2 separate regions of the Homo sapiens genome follow, and region 2 is linked to region 1. Evidence: chromatin contacts called from ENCODE Hi-C or POLR2A ChIA-PET data. All regions are on one chromosome and are shown on one strand. The core of a region is the stretch at or near the end of the contact, and the rest is flanking DNA. Distances in the headings are between cores, read along the strand shown. Region 1 overlaps LOC101927902 (a long non-coding RNA gene). Region 2 holds the start of ATXN7L1 (ataxin 7 like 1).

Region 1 (7,572 bases), core at 2,786-5,285:
TACTCTCTTCCCCTATCTCCTAGATAACTATTTTTACTGGTGTTTGGCTTATGCTTCCACTTCTTAAATATATATTTATTTACATTTTGAGACAGAGTCTCACTGTGTCACCCACCATAATCTCGGCTCACTGCAACCTCCGCCTCCCAGGTATGAGAGATTCTCGTGCCTCAGCCTCCCAAGTAGCTGGGATTACAGGTGCCCACCACCAAGCATGGCTAATTTTTGTATTTTTAGTAGAGATGGGGTCTTGCCATGTTGGCCAGGCTGGTCTTGAGCTCCTGACCTCAGGTGATCCACCCATCTCAGCCTCCCAAAGTGCTGGGATTACAGGTGTGCGCCACCATGCCTGGCCTCCAGTTTTTTAAAAAAGGCACATACATATATGTAGTTGTATTTCTCCTTCTTAGATAGCATACTCTATGCACCATTCTGCACTTTGTTTTTTTCACTTAATATAGGTTATACTAATACACAGAACTACTTCTCATTCCTTTTTACAGCTGCACAATATTACTTGTGTCGACGTCCCCTATAGGTGGACATTTGCATTTTTTCTAGTCTTTTGCTATTACATAAAGTGTGCATATAGCATCCTTGCATGTCTGAGACTTTAGGATGAAATCTGATTAATCTGCCAGGGTCTACATCTATCCCTGTCTCAAAGTGGGCTATTTCTATAACTTACCCTGATCGTTAAGGTATTACATTTTTCATTTTTTCTTATCTCACTTTGCATGAGAAATAGAGTATAAATAACTCAAGCTCCCATATTCAAAATAACAGGCATCGAGGGGCTTTTGAAGGGAAAAAAAAAAGCAGCAATCAACATTTCTGTGGGTTCCTTATTCAGCAACCTGTGGTCCACCTCCAACCCTCCACCAAGAAGACCAGTCAACGATTATACAAATGCCTCTAGTTCCGTATTCCATAGATTTGCCCTACCTAGATCTACAAAAAAAGTGAGACCACATCCCCTTAGGCAGCATCTTACCATTGCTGTGTGTTGAGGCACCTGCTCCATTCACTTACATATTCAACAAATATTTTATAAATGTGTACTATGTACCACATGTTGTGCCAGGTGCTGAAGACAAAGCAGTGGGTGAGATAAATCCAGCATCTATCCTCCTGCAGTTCAGACAGTGGCTCTTAGCTTCTGTGATTGGCTGAAGCCATTTTTGTTCAACACATGAAAGAGCACTTAAATATTCTTTCCCAAAGACCTCACAGCTTCAAAAATACCAAAATACCACCATCTTCCCAAGGTGAACACTAGACTGTGAGTTTCTCCTCATTTTATGGAAAGTGATGGGAAAACACCCAGATGATTTTGCAGTACTCCTGGTGCTTCATTCTCAGGGGCAAAATTGGGCATAAAACCTAGGTATCTAGATCGTGTCTGCAAAGGAAGCAATTGCTCTAATTCTGATAATCGGCCTTTCCTTTACATGCCTCTGAGACAGGGTCTTGCTCTGTCGCCCAGGCTGGAGTGCAGTGCCACAATCTCGGTTCACTGCAACCTCTGCCTCCTGGGTTTAAGCGATTCTCAGGCCTCAGCCTCCAGAGTAGCTGGGATTACAGGTACACACCACCACACCCAGCTAATTTTTGTATTTTTGGTAGAGATGGGGTTTCATCATGTTTGCCAGCCTGGCCTCAAACTCCTGGCCTCAAGCAATCTGCTCGCCTCGGTCTCCCAAACTGCTGGGATTACAGGCGTGAGCCACCGTGCCCAGCCTACATGCCTCTTCTAAATCAATCATGTTTCATGATTGCAAATTTTGCATTTATTTTGTGCTGGACTCCCAAGTTCTTTTATAATAAACAATAGTCACCATTTATTAAATATTCACTAGGTTCCAGGCATCCAGGCTAAGCCCTTTACACTAAATCATGTAGTCTTCCCAATTATAAGTACCATCATGGTAGCCATTGTATAGAGGAGAACACTGAGGCTTAGAGAGGGTCAATAAAATTCCCGAGGTCACACATCTAATAAGAGCAGACATGATTAGAGAAGTCACATCAATAGAGGTACAGAAGTCTCTGGTATGATGAATAAGCTATAGCTCAAGTATTAATAGTAATCATTAACTTCTTTTTTCTTTTTTTTTTTTTTTTGAGATGGAGTCTCTGTTGCCCAGGCTGGAGTGCAGTGGCACAATCTTGGCTCACTGCAACCTCCACCCCCCAGGTTCAAGTGATTCTCCTGCCTCAGCCTCCAGAGAAGCTGGGATTACAGTGGCCACCACCATGCCCAGCTAATTTTTGTATTTTTAATAGAGATGGGTTTTTGCCATGTTGGTCAGGCTGGTCTCAAACTTCTGACCTCAGGTGATCCTCCCACCTCGGCCTCCCAAAGTGCTGGCATTACAGGCATGCATGAGCCACTGCGCTCGGCCTGTAATCACTAACTTCTATTGAGCATTTACTATTGTGCCAGGTACTAAGTGCTTTACGTATATTTATTAGAAGGGAAAAAGATTCTTCCTCATCCCTTACATTTCCTTCCATGTGGAAGAAGCTTCTCTGGCATGAGATTTCTGACCTGTCTCCCTGCTCTTTGACTCATTCCTGCCCAGGAGGGTGGTGGTGGTGGTGAAGAGGGTGGTACAGGAAGAGGAGCAACTTCTCAATGGAGACGCTGGGGAGGAACTGGAGATGCATAGCTCAGCCCATCTCTGTCCTCTTGGCAGCCATCCTCCTCCAGAGCATGCTTTGGGCTCTGCTCTCCCAGGCTCCACTGTTTACAGGGACAGTTTCCAACTGGGGGGCATGCCCCAGCCTGCGTGGGTACCCTGCCTAATTCTGGCATTCACTTACCCACAAATGTAAACCATGGACTCCTATATAAAATGTATCAGTGATAAAGTTGATGTTTTGATCCCATTTGCTTTTTTTTTTTTTTTTTTTTTGAGATGAAGTCTCGTTCTGTCACCCAGGCTGGAATGCAGTGGGGTGATCTCGGCTCACTGCAACCTCCACTTCCTGGGTTCAAGTGATTCTACTGCCTCAGCCTTCCGAGTAGCTGGGATTACAGGTGTGTACTACCACACCCAGATAATTTTTGTATTTTCAGTAGAGACAGGGTTTCTCCATGTTGGCCAGGCTGGTCTTGAATTCCTGACCTCAAGTGATCTGCTTGCCTTGGCCTCCTAAAGTGCTGGGATTACAGGAGAGAGCCACTGCTCCTGGCCAATCCCATTTGTTTTTATTTCTCCTTGCCCAGCTCTTAATTACTCAGAACTTGGGAAGGGAAGAGAGGTTTCCTCTATTATAGTCTCTCAAATCTCCAAACTATTAACTCATTTAATCCTAACAAAAATTCCATTAGAGGACAGGGAGCAATGGCTCATGCCTGTAATCCTAGCACTTGAGAGGTGCAGTTGGGAGGATCTCTTGAGGCCAGGAGTTCAAGACCATCCTGGGCAACATAGTGAGACCCTGTCTCTACCAAAAATTAAAAGAAAAAAAGAATTCCATTAGAAAAGTACTCTTATTATCCTCTCAGATGAGGAAACTGAGCATTTGGCCTTTTGGTTGAAATACAAATATTTGCTCTCAGTCCAGGATCAGATGAAATTAAAGCATATAAGAGTGTTTGCAAACTGTTAAAGCTATGTATACAGAAGGCAATGAGGGTGGTGGTTCTGGCTTTCACACCCACTGGCAGTAGGACTCTGAGCAAGTACTTTCCGGACTTTAGTTCCTTTATCAGGAAAGTGAGGGGTGGGAGAGGCTGATCTGTGCAGATCCTTCCTGTTCTAACGCCTGTGACCACGAATCAGTGATGACTAGCCATTGACTGTTTTCTCCTGGCTTCCTCTGCGTCATTGAGGACTTTTGGATGCTGACTTTTCCCGATTGAGCTAGGCCCAGTCCCTGGGGAACACAGGCCACCTGAAACTCCCCCTCGTTGAATGGGCTGGGCTCAGTCATCTGAGGTTTGCTGCTCGGTTGCCTTTGGTTGCTGCAGCAACATAACACACGCCCACACTTCCGTTTCTGAGAGTGCGATGAAGGCTGATCTCCTCCTGTCGGCCACAGGGGCTCTCCCAGGCCCTGCCGCTCACAGTACTTCCTGGCTTCCTCACAAGGCCACCCGAGGGGAGGGGAAAGAAACCCACTAGTCATTCCTCGGGGGTTGTGGGAGTTGAAGTGAATACTTCCCCGGAAAAAAAAAAAAAAGGCACATCTCCATCAGGTCAGCACTGAGGGGCTAAAATCTCAAGAGATTCAGACTCAGTATTAAGAGACTGATTTGGCTGGGCGCAGTGGCTCATGCCTGTAATCCCAACACTTTGGGACGCCGAGGCGGGCGGATCGCCTGAGGTCAGGAGTTTGAGACCAGCCTGGGCAACATGGTGAAACTCCGTCTCTACTAAAAATACAAAAAATTAGCTGGGTGTAGTGGCAGGCACCTGTGATCCCAGCTACTCGGGAGGCTGAGGCAGGAGAACTCCTTGAACCCGGGAGGTGGAGGTTGCCGTGAGCCAAGATAGTGCCACTGCACTCCAGCCTGGGCGACAGAGTGAGACTCTGTCTCAAAAAAAATAAAATAAAATAAAGACTGATTTAGAACAGTGTTTGTGAACAGGATTTCTGCTTGCTGACGCCGTTGGAAGAGCCTGTGTTTTTGAAATGATTGACGTCATGAAATCTAGTTTGGTCACCAGGATATGGGGTTGACAAAGACCTTGTGGCAGGCCTTTACTATAAGTTTCATCTAATTCTGAAATTCAGTGCTTTCACACCGGAAGTGAGCAAAATAACAAAGAACAGAAAGTGGAAAAAACATTCTGACCTAGTGGAAACTATCTTTTGCCCACCTGCATTCCTGCAAAATAGCAGTCAAATTAGCCCAGATATCTACCTTTGAGGGGGTCCCCAGATGGTGTATCTCCCAAAGGGATTTTGTCGATGAATTTAACGCCCCAGTTATTCAGAAGAGAGTTCTAAAGGCATTATTAGAGGAACCTGAGGTTGTTTCTCTCTGCCTCCATAACAAAATAGCTCACTCTTTTGCACACCTGAATAAAGAAACTACACTGGGATCAGGAAATAAGGGCAGAGCCAGGGCAAATTCCGAACCAATGCAAGAAAACCTTTAAATGCAATTGCCCGGATAGTTCTCCCATTGAGAGGAACAGGATGTGTGCTGGCTTTAGCCAAGAGGAATGGGCTAGATAAGATGAGCATAGATTTTGAACATGCAAAAGGGTGAGGTGACCAGAGGGAAAAGGCGAGCAGCCAGGATAAGAAGACTCCTCTGTCCTTCTGACCCTTGCCCTCACAGGACCTGCTCCTACCAGCAACCAGCAGACACTTCCTCACTTAGGTGGGGGACTGAGGCTGTGGCCCTTGATGGCATTGTTCCCAGAATGGAAAATGTGGGTGTTGGCAACCATATCAAAGGCCTCTGATTGTTTAGAAACCTTTACAGCTCTGATCACCAGACCGCAAAGCCCAAGGGCCGTTCAAGGCCTGTGGAAACTTTGGAACAATAGACTTGGCCCCCTGCCTATCTGTTTTCGTGGCTTTCTGAAAGAGGTAGACGGGGCCTCCAGCCACTCTACGCTCCAGCCCAACCATCAACCTATCAATCTTCTTCAAGCCGGTTCTCACAAGCCAGCACTGGTTAGAGATCGGAGCTGAGATGAGTGCACTCTGCTCTTCAGAGACTGAGACTAGATTGAGAAGAAGGAGGTACCGGATCAGCGTACAAAGTCCAATGGGTGCCAAAAGACTCAGCAACCATGATAAACAATATTTTAATGCAACCACTAAAAAATAAAAATAAAAAATTATCCACGATGAACAAAATATCAAAAATTTTAAAAGAACTGCACTAAAATATTTATCTTGTTTACTGAGTTTTTTGGCGGCCCCTTAAATTTTGCACCCATGGGCCCGGCATTGTGGCTCACACCTGTAATCCCAACACTTTGGGAGGCTGAGGTGGGTGGATCACCTGAGGTCAGGAGTTCAAGACCAGCCTGGCCAACACAGTGAAACCCGTCTCTGCTAAAAATACAAAAATCAGCTGGCTGTGGTGGCACACACCTGTAATCCCAGCTAGTCGGGAGGCTGAGGCAGGAGAATCAGCTTGAACCTGAGAGGCAGAGGTTGCAGTGAGCCGAGATCGCTCCACTGCACTCCAGCCTGGGTGACAGAGCGAGACTCCATCTAAAAAAAAAAAATTGAATTTTGCACCCATGTTGAGTGCCTCCTATGCCTCACTCTAGTCCCTGCTCTGCTGTGAAATGGTGTGCTGTTGACAGGCACTCAGAAATATGAAACATGGAAATGCTCATTTTGATTATCAGGAGGTGAGGGTCCTCCAAGATGTGTGGAATGTGTTGCCCAGATAACCCAGGCCATGTTGCTTTTTTGTCTTTCTTTTTTAGAGACAGTGTATCACTCTGTTGCCCAGGCTGTAGTGCAGTGGGACAGTCATAGCTTGCTGCATTACTTCAAGCAATCCTGCTGCCTCAGCCTTCTAAGTAGCTGGGACTACAGACGCAAACCACCAGCTAATTTTCTAATTTTTTTTTTTTGATGGACTCTCACTCTGTCACTCAGGCTGGAGTGCAGTGGCACGGTCTCGGCTCGCTGCAACCTCCACCTCCTGGGTTCAAGTGATTCTCCTGCCTCAGCCTCCCAAGTAGCTGGGATTACAGGCATGCGCCACCACACCAGGCTAATTTTGTATTTTTAGTAGAGATGGGGTTTCTCCATGTTGGTCACGCTGGTCTGGAACTCCTGACCTCAGGTGACCTGCCCCCCTCGGCCTCTCAAAGTGGTGGGATTACAGGCATGAGCCACCGTGCCTGGCCTCTAATTTTTTATAGAGATGGGGTCTCACTATGTTCCCTGGGCTCGTCTCAAATTCTTGGCCTTAAGCGATCCTCCTACCTTGGCCTCCCAAAGGGTTGGGATTACAGGCATGAGCCACTGTGCCTGGACACATGTTTCTTAAGACCTAGGTGTTGAAGTTACAATTATGCCAGGGAATACAACTGGAAAGCTGCCTAGAAGAGCTGCAGTCCAGGCTACCCGAACCTTCCATAGGAGACTGGGGCAAGCGTCTGGGGGAGGCGGTTGCCTGCTTGGTATCATCTAAAAAGGATTGGAAAGGTTCCTTTCTCTAAGGGTCTCTTCTAGACATGCCATCAGTAGAGTTGTCAATCCTTTGGCTCTTGTAATTGTCTTGGTTTTAAAGAAACTTCCATTAAAATAATATAACTATCTCTGTGGTTATTATTGGCAGAGATCTTAGCAGAGTCTTACTTATTCATTCATTCAACAAGCATTGAGCACCACATACCAGGAATGCCCAGTCTAATGAGAGTGGCAAGGTGGAGGCCAGGGCAGGATGGCAGAGGGGCCACTCATTCGATTCTGATCTGCTTCCACCCGGGACTGCAACTGAGGAAGAGCAAGATTCAGAGCAGGTGCCTACCTGGGATCACAAGAGAGAGGTGCAGGAAGAGACAGGGAGAGCCCTCAAAACACTTCTCACTCCTTTCAGATGTACCTGGGCTATGCAGGGCTAGAGGAGGCAGCCAG
Region 2 (7,572 bases), core at 2,694-5,193, 930 kb before region 1:
GCACATTTCTACAGAACCAGGTGTTATTCAAGTTAAATAGGTATTTTCCATTGTCATTAAAACAGAACAGATTTCTTTATTTGGTCTATGGGAGACTCTCCCTTTTAATTAAACCAACCACACTGTCATTTTCCTAAGAAAGATAATAAAACAATAAAAATATTTACATCCTTTTTTCTTCCTAAACATTAATCATGAGGGGAAGAGGGTGTTTTGCCTTTGCTAGATAGTTTTATCACATAGACATTATACTAATATGCTTTAAATTACTGTTTTACAGGTCACTTTATCCTTATTAAGGATGTATTAGATTCTTGTTGCCTCTAACAGCATTTGTAATTATTTACTACCAAAAGGAATTCAATTCTGTAATAAATCGATCACCATATATAGTTGATATATGAGTATTGATATGTATATAATACATACACAGCATGTAAACCTGAACACTACTTCCAACTGACCTCAATTTTCATCCAAAGTCAAGTGTAAATGTCTAGTAGTTTGATGAGCGATGCTTTCTTTATTCTCTGCCTCTCAGTTATGCAATTTGATTGACAGTCATGTTATCCAACACAGTCATAGATGGGTTATAGTTTCAACAAGTCAGTATTATTATGTCTATAGTCAATGGAGAGACTGGAGAAGGCTTAGAGTAAAGCAACTCTACAATTATACTCCATAACTAACTGCAACAATGTAGACATACTCTGTTATCAATTAAATGTGGCAATGCCTGTGAAGTCTTCTTTTGTAGAGATGCTAAATCACTTTTAGATTCTAGCCCACAATTTACCGTACTGTGGAGTAAAATCATCCCAAATAGAAGGAAATAATATTTGGGCTGTCAGACTCTCTTCAAGGTCCTGTGTAGTAACCTCCACTTGACAGACTCTGCTGGGAAAGTAAGCTCATGTTAAAATATGGAACCACTGATTTGCTTCACTATAACTGAGGTGTCCTGACTTCTGATGATAAGCCACCTTTGATTTTTTTGAGTGGTTTACAGTAGCTCCCAGAAGAGGAGACAGCATTCTGGAAGCTCAAGTCACTGACTCCCAGCAAGTGGCCCACTCACATGGCTACTAGCAGGATTAAGCTCCTCACTGGCTGTTGTATTGAGGGCCTCAGTTCCCCACTGGCTGATGACCAGAGGCCTCCCTCAGTTACCTGCCACACAGTCCTCTCCATAAGGCAGCTTACAACATGGAAGTGGGCTTCCCTTAGAGCAAGACAGGGCATGCAAGAGAGAGTGAGAGCAACAGAAGTGACAGCAGTTTTGTACCCTAACCTCAGAAATGACATCCCACCACTTTTGCTATATTCTCTTTGTTATCAGCAAGTGACTAAGTCTAGCCCACACTAAAGAAAAGAGGATTACACAAGGGCATGAACACCAGGAGGTACAGACCTTTGGGGCCACATTAGCTGCTGCCTACACCTTCCTTGCATGCACAACAACACAGGAATAAACATCAAAATAGATAATAAATAGAGGGAAAATAGGGAAGCAGAAGGGAAAGGGAAAGTGTTCCAGCATCTAATTACTCATGCCTCAGAGCTCTCGCATTCTCTCTCCCCACCTCTAAATCTAGCCCAACAGCACACCCTCTGATCAGGTGCTCTCTTCACAGTCTCACACCTGTCTCCTCTTCTCTACCTGCATAGCACCACCAAAGTTCAGGCTTTCATCTCTTCACACCATGAATATTGCAGCACTACTTTTCTAACCAGGCTCCGTACTCCAATCTTTCTAACTCACACTTTTAACTTATCTTTATGGTACAGAAAGCCCTTCAGTAGCTCCCCATTGTCAAACAAAATCCAGACTCTTTAGGCTGCCGTTTGGTGCCTTCCATAATTTGATCCAGGCCTGGGTATCAAAATGCATCACCCCCAAGCCCCCAGTAACAATTCTCCATCCCAGGCAAACCATGCTCAACACCCAAACACACCATGTTTATACTCAGCTTGAAGCCTCTGCTAATACCATTATTCCCCCTCCCTCCGCAAGACCAGTCTTCACCTTACCATTACAAATCTTTGGCAATTTCCAAGATGCAGAGCAGAGCCCATCTTCTGTTACGCAGTTTCTGTTCACTCCTAACTAGATTTCGGTTCCTCTATGAACTGGCACAGCTGAGAGACCACCCCACCCACTGCACAGGCCAGTCCCTGTGTACCTGCCTGTTTTCCCAAGGAATCGGTAAGTTTCACAACTTCCTTCTTCCAGAGACCACCAGACTGCATCTCTGTGAGGGTGAGGATGGGTCTCACTCATCTTTCCCTCCTGACAGGAGGGCACAGCTGTTCCATGACAGGCAATATTGGTTGACTTAAGATGGACAGATGGAAGGAAGGAAGGAAGGAAGGAAATGTCAAGCCCAGGGTCTAGCATATAACAAGAGGTCAACAAGTAATACATATTTGTTAACACCACCAATTCTTACAATGGGAATTCTTCACCCAGCGACACCTTAGCTATGTAGGAGCCCTTCGAAAGAGAGCAAAGGCAAATGCAGTTTATCTGAGTCTGACACAAACAAGCCGACTCACACAAACATCACAACTAAAGGCAAATCCGCAGCTCCTCCTTCATCGCCCATCCTAACACTGGCTTAGCGATACAGGGTGCCAAGCTCAGGGAAATTATTAGATGGTTCAGCCAGGGCAGAACTCAGTCAGTACAAAGCAACTTCCAATCAGTGCGCTTCAGCTGTGACAACTTGGGAAACAGCAGTGGTGAGAGCTAAAAGGGTGCTGGCGAAAGAGAAAAAAAAATATGTCGCTTGTGGGGTGAGGGCGGTGTCCATATAGTTTAGATAATTCTAGTAAACAAAAGGATTTGTTAAAAAGAAGTAACAGAAGACTTTTTAAAGCCTTCTTTAAAGGGTGAAAATCTCAACTAAAGCACCCAACGTCCAAAATCCAGAGGAAATCTAGCGCTCCCTTTCTAGCTGGCTAGAGCAGTTAAGCCTGAAGTGAATTCTCCCAGGAATCAGATTCCTGGCCAAAGGTTGCCTGCGCAAACCCGGGCCACCCTCGTCTCACGGCAGGGAGCGCTGGAAACGGCTCAGGGGCTAGGCCCGTTAGCGTCGTCTTCCAAGAGCCGTAAATTCGCCCTCCCGCTCTGCTGACCCTGGAGCAAAGTCCATGCAGTGGTTCTCTGAGAGCCGGAGATACGCACCGCGCGGGGAACCCGGGGGTCCGGGGGCCCTAACTTTTGAGTTTTGCACGCCCCGCAGCCTGAGATGGGAAGGTAGCTCGTAGCGCTCCAAACTCACCTGCGTTTCAGAACGACATCTACCCACTGGTTTCAGCTCCTAGAGCAACAACTGCAGAATCTCCATGGTCCAAAGTCCTCCAGGAAAGAGAAGAAAGGGGTGACGGGGGTGAGGGCTGGGAGGCGAGGTCACCAGGGTCCCTTCCCTGGCTCGGGTGGGGGTGGGGGGCGCAACCCCTCACGGCTCCTCCCCACCAAGCCGTCGGGACCCCAGCGGGGGCGCCTCGCGTTGGGCGACAGGGACGCGGGGAGAGAGCGACAAGCTGGAAGCAAGGGCTGCCTGCAAAACTTTCGGTCCTCCAGCGGCAACTCTGCGGGAAAGACCACCCTTCCTTCGGCCCCGCGTCGGGCCTATCCCCGTGTGCCCCGACCCCTGCGCCCCAGGCTTGGGCGGCGCCGCTGCATCCCGGCTGCCGGGCGCGCTGCAGCCTTCGCTCTCCCGCACGCGGCGCTCGCCCGTCCGCGCTGCCCCTCCCCGGCAGGCGGGCGGCCCCGGCGGGCGGGCGGGCGCGGACTGCAGGTGCCTCTCTGCTGCCCCTGGCGGCCGCGGGCGCGCGAGCCCCACCGAGCCGGCTCCGGGAGCCCGAGCGCCCGCCCCTCCTCCGCTCCCTCTCCCCTCCTCCTCCGCCGCCCTCCTCCCATCCCGCCCTTCCTCCCTCCCTCCCCCTTTCAGAACACTCAATGTCGGAACGTTCCGAAGATGACGTCGGAGCGTTCTCGAATCCCGTGTCTCTCGGCTGCTGCTGCCGAAGGAACAGGGAAAAAGCAACAAGAAGGAAGAGCAATGGCGACACTGGATCGCAAAGTGCCCAGTCCGGAGGCGTTTCTGGGCAAACCCTGGTCCTCCTGGATCGACGCCGCCAAATTACACTGCTCCGACAGTAAGAACCCCACCACCTCCTCCTCCTTTTATTATCCTGTAACCTTTCCATTCACCTAGAGCCACTGGGAAAAAGTGTGTGTGTGAGAGAGAGAGTGGCCCCCGGTGTCCTCCATGCTTCTCCCTCTCTCTCTAAATAAATACACACAGAGACAGATCATCAATGCACAGGGAGAGGCCCGGCTGCCAGGGCTGTCTGTCTGTCTGTGCCCGGCTCCCCGTGGCAGCCCGCGGGGTGGGCTCGCAGCCCCACGGTGTTGTCCGTTTAAAAGGCTACTTTGTTGCTGCTTGCATAGTTTTTTGGGTACCTATCTGGGCCAGGTAGATGGAAACCCAGACTTGGGAGAAAATGTTGCATTGTCAATTTTTGAAAGAATTTCATATACAGTATTTATATCGATCTGTTTGCAAATAAACACTCTCCCTCCCCCCTTGACTTTGGCTTTTTTCCCCCCTTTTTTCCTTATTTTCTGTTTTCCTTTTCTTTTTCATCTGCAGATGTAGATTTAGAAGAGGCTGGAAAAGAGGGTGGAAAAAGCAGGGAGGTTATGAGGCTTAATAAAGAAGGTAAGTGGAGCTACTGGCATTTTAGTGTTAGCATGTGTGGCAGAATCTTCACAGGATTTCGAATATAATGTGAATTGTTCTGCTGGGTACAGAGTGACTAAGGCTTGTCAAAAATTGAGCACGCCCAGGTGACTACTGCTTCATGTTAACTTCTTTCAAAGTATAAATACAACTGGGGGGGGGGTAAAGGGGGGTGAGACTGTTGAAGGCAGAAGTTTACTGCACTTCAGTTGGACTCCACGTTTGAACCTTCTGATGCATATCTGCCATTCTCCTTGGGAGCATCATTGCCAAATGGTGGGGCGTTAAAATTTCTGAAATGAAGAGTGGAGTTCCCTTCACAAGCATCCCAGCCTTTCTCGTGGGTGAATGCACAACAGCTTAATGAACCCCACATGGTCAGTCATTCCAGCAGCTACTTCTCCACTCACCACTGAAAACCATTGTACATGGCAAACCTTTGCAGCAAGTTACATTTGGCCCACTTTGCATTTGGTCACAGATTGTTATGTGGCAAGCAGGGTTAGGAGCATCTGTATGTGCAGCCCCTCAGCAGTCATCATCTCTCTTTTCCCAGCATGGAAATACGGTACCTGAAATGGGACACACTGAGTAGATAGGTCATCCCAGACCAAGATATGCAAGAGAAGCCACAACCTGCTGCAATTGGGCATCAAACACATATGGTCGTCATAAATAAATCATATCCTGTTCTCATTTGCAAGCCTGCCGTATGTAACTCTGGCCTATGGGCTTCAAATGGAGCAACTCCGGGGGCCACTTGCTGCTAAGCAAATAGGTGGATTCATTTGAATTGTGATTCACTAACTGATGTCTTATAAACATAATTGGCTGAAATTGGGGGTGGGAAGATGGCACAAGGGGACAGAAGAGGTTGGTGGTATTGAAAGAGTTCAGACATAAGTAGGCCATAGGTGCATTGGTCATCCCAAATGAATGGAGAAAAGGCCATTAGATGCCAAAGAATGGTCCCCCTCATAAAAAGGGATGTCACCCTGGAAGGCAGCTGAAGCCTGCGTGGAAAGATGGAACTCATTTTATGAATCAACACTTCAGATGGTTGGTTTTCTGTGCCCAATCATTTCCTGACCATCCACTGAGAGGAAATTTTGTGCTTCAGAAAAAATAACATGAAGGTTAAAATGCGTACATATTCAAGGACAGTTCCCTAGCATAATGTTTCTGCTAATTAAGCACTTTGGGAACAAAACATTATTCTAAAGATGTTTGCTTCTAAATATCTTAGTGTGATCTTGACAGGTGTCTTCAGGATGCACGAGGGATTGATGTCAAGTGGACTTCTTACAAGTGGCAGCTTATTTGTGTTAAATGTTCATGTGTGTTGGCAGTGGGAAGCATCACTAGAGATTATTTTTCTTCACACACAAACTCTTGAGATCTCTAAGTGCTTGCAAGACCCAGTTATCAGGCTACTGGCAACGTGTCCATAAAAGATGATGAGGCTGTGGAAATCTTTAAATTAAAGTTGAGTAAAGGTCATGGTATAGCACAGGATTGTCACCTCTCAGGTCTGGGTGATGCGTTATGACTATCACACACAAAACTCACATCCTTTCCCCCCAGTCCCTGTTTCTATTTCAGAAGACTGTTGTTCTCAGATTCTCTTTGCCTCATGAGAAACAGATTTTTTTTTTTTTTTTTTTTTTGATACGGATTCTCACTCTGTCGCCAGGCTGGAGTACAGTGGTACGATCTTGGCTCACTGCAACCTCCGCCTCCCGGGTTCAAGCGATTCTCCTGCCTCAGCCTCCTGCATAGCTGGAACTACAGGCACGTGCCACCACACCCAGTTAATTTTTGTATTTTTAGTAGAGACGGGGTTTCACCATGTTGGCCAGGATGGTCTTGATCTCTTGACCTCGTGATCTGCCCACTTGGCCTCCCGAAGTGCTGGAATTACAGGCATGAGCCACCGTGCCTGGCTGAGAAACGGATTCTTTTAAGAAAAAATGAAAAGCTCTCCTTTCCTCAGAAGTCACAGGTGGTACATCCCGCTTATTAGGTCCTTTGTCCTATAAAGGTACGAAGATTTAGCTCCTAATTATACATATTTGCATTAAGGACACCCACTGTTCAGTGTAACTTGAAATTGCTAACTTCACCAAAATAGCCATATATGGGCTGAAATCTCTTTGTTCACAGGCCTGGTGGAACAGACTTGGGTGAGCAATTCCTGATGGTCTTTCTGGTATATATGCATGCAGTTTTCTTTATAGATAAAATATCTATATACTGAATACGTATTCCCCCATGGTGAGAAATTGAAGGGTTGAGCTGAGACAGGGTGTTTATTTGGTTACCTGGATCTCCAGTAATGCTTGCCATGGGCCCTCTTTTTGGAGTGATCAACAAAGTCCTGGGACGGATACATGTTTGTGGATGGGTCACTGCAGGACACAAAGTAGCCTGTGTGTGGCTGTGTACCTGTGCTTATGAATGTATGTAGATTGTCCATGACACTGTTGGCTTTAAGCAGGTCTTGAGAAGAAATTCGGCTTTAATGGGAATGAATGAACAAAATACAGTTTAGAAATTCCAACTGGGAATTGAAGGGAAGTGGTTCCGATTTTTGTTGTTGTTGTTGTTTTGTTTTGTTTTGTTTTGTTTTGTTTTTTTGAGACGGAGTCTTGCTCTGCCGCCCAGGCTGGAGTGCAGTGGCGCAATCTCAGCTCACTGCAAGCTCCGCCTCCCGGGTTCACACCCTTCTCCTGCCTCAACCTCCCAAGTAGCTGGGATTACAGGCGCCCGCCACCAAGCCCGGCTGATTTTTTGAATTTTTAGTAGAGATGGGGTTTCACCG

The links. A loop is a pair of places that touch in the nucleus more often than their neighbours do. ChIA-PET counts read pairs that join two places held with the same protein, here RNA polymerase II (POLR2A). Pooled maps may share reads with other maps.
Region 2: a map of naive thymus-derived CD4-positive, alpha-beta T cell shows a loop between it and region 1 (8-fold over the local background). The contact joins the promoter of ATXN7L1 here to the enhancer-like site in region 1. A Hi-C loop is called at or near these places in 1 of 168 maps with a recorded cell type or tissue (naive thymus-derived CD4-positive, alpha-beta T cell) and 5 of 50 pooled maps. POLR2A ChIA-PET finds 5 or more read pairs at or near these places in 1 of 52 experiments (activated CD4-positive, alpha-beta T cell).

What each region holds. Positions count from the first base shown.
Region 1 is chr7:104,941,639-104,949,210 of GRCh38, reverse strand. It overlaps LOC101927902 (a long non-coding RNA gene), which reads right to left. Exons shown (of 2, transcript NR_187679.1): 1 at 7,541-7,572. Among named protein-coding and RNA genes, the nearest start is that of LHFPL3-AS2, 19 kb to the right of the region's middle. RefSeq lists enhancers at 3,553-3,622, 3,855-4,149, 3,943-4,252, 4,563-4,612, 5,253-5,312. Within about 2 kb of position 4,035, at least 37 of the 41 ENCODE cell types and tissues checked have a DNase peak (open chromatin) inside an H3K27ac peak, as active enhancers do.
Region 2 is chr7:105,872,970-105,880,541 of GRCh38, reverse strand. ATXN7L1 (ataxin 7 like 1) reads left to right here and starts at 3,943. Exons shown (of 12, transcript NM_020725.2): 1 at 3,943-4,164; 2 at 4,662-4,730. The coding sequence starts at 3,984. RefSeq lists a silencer at 3,691-3,900.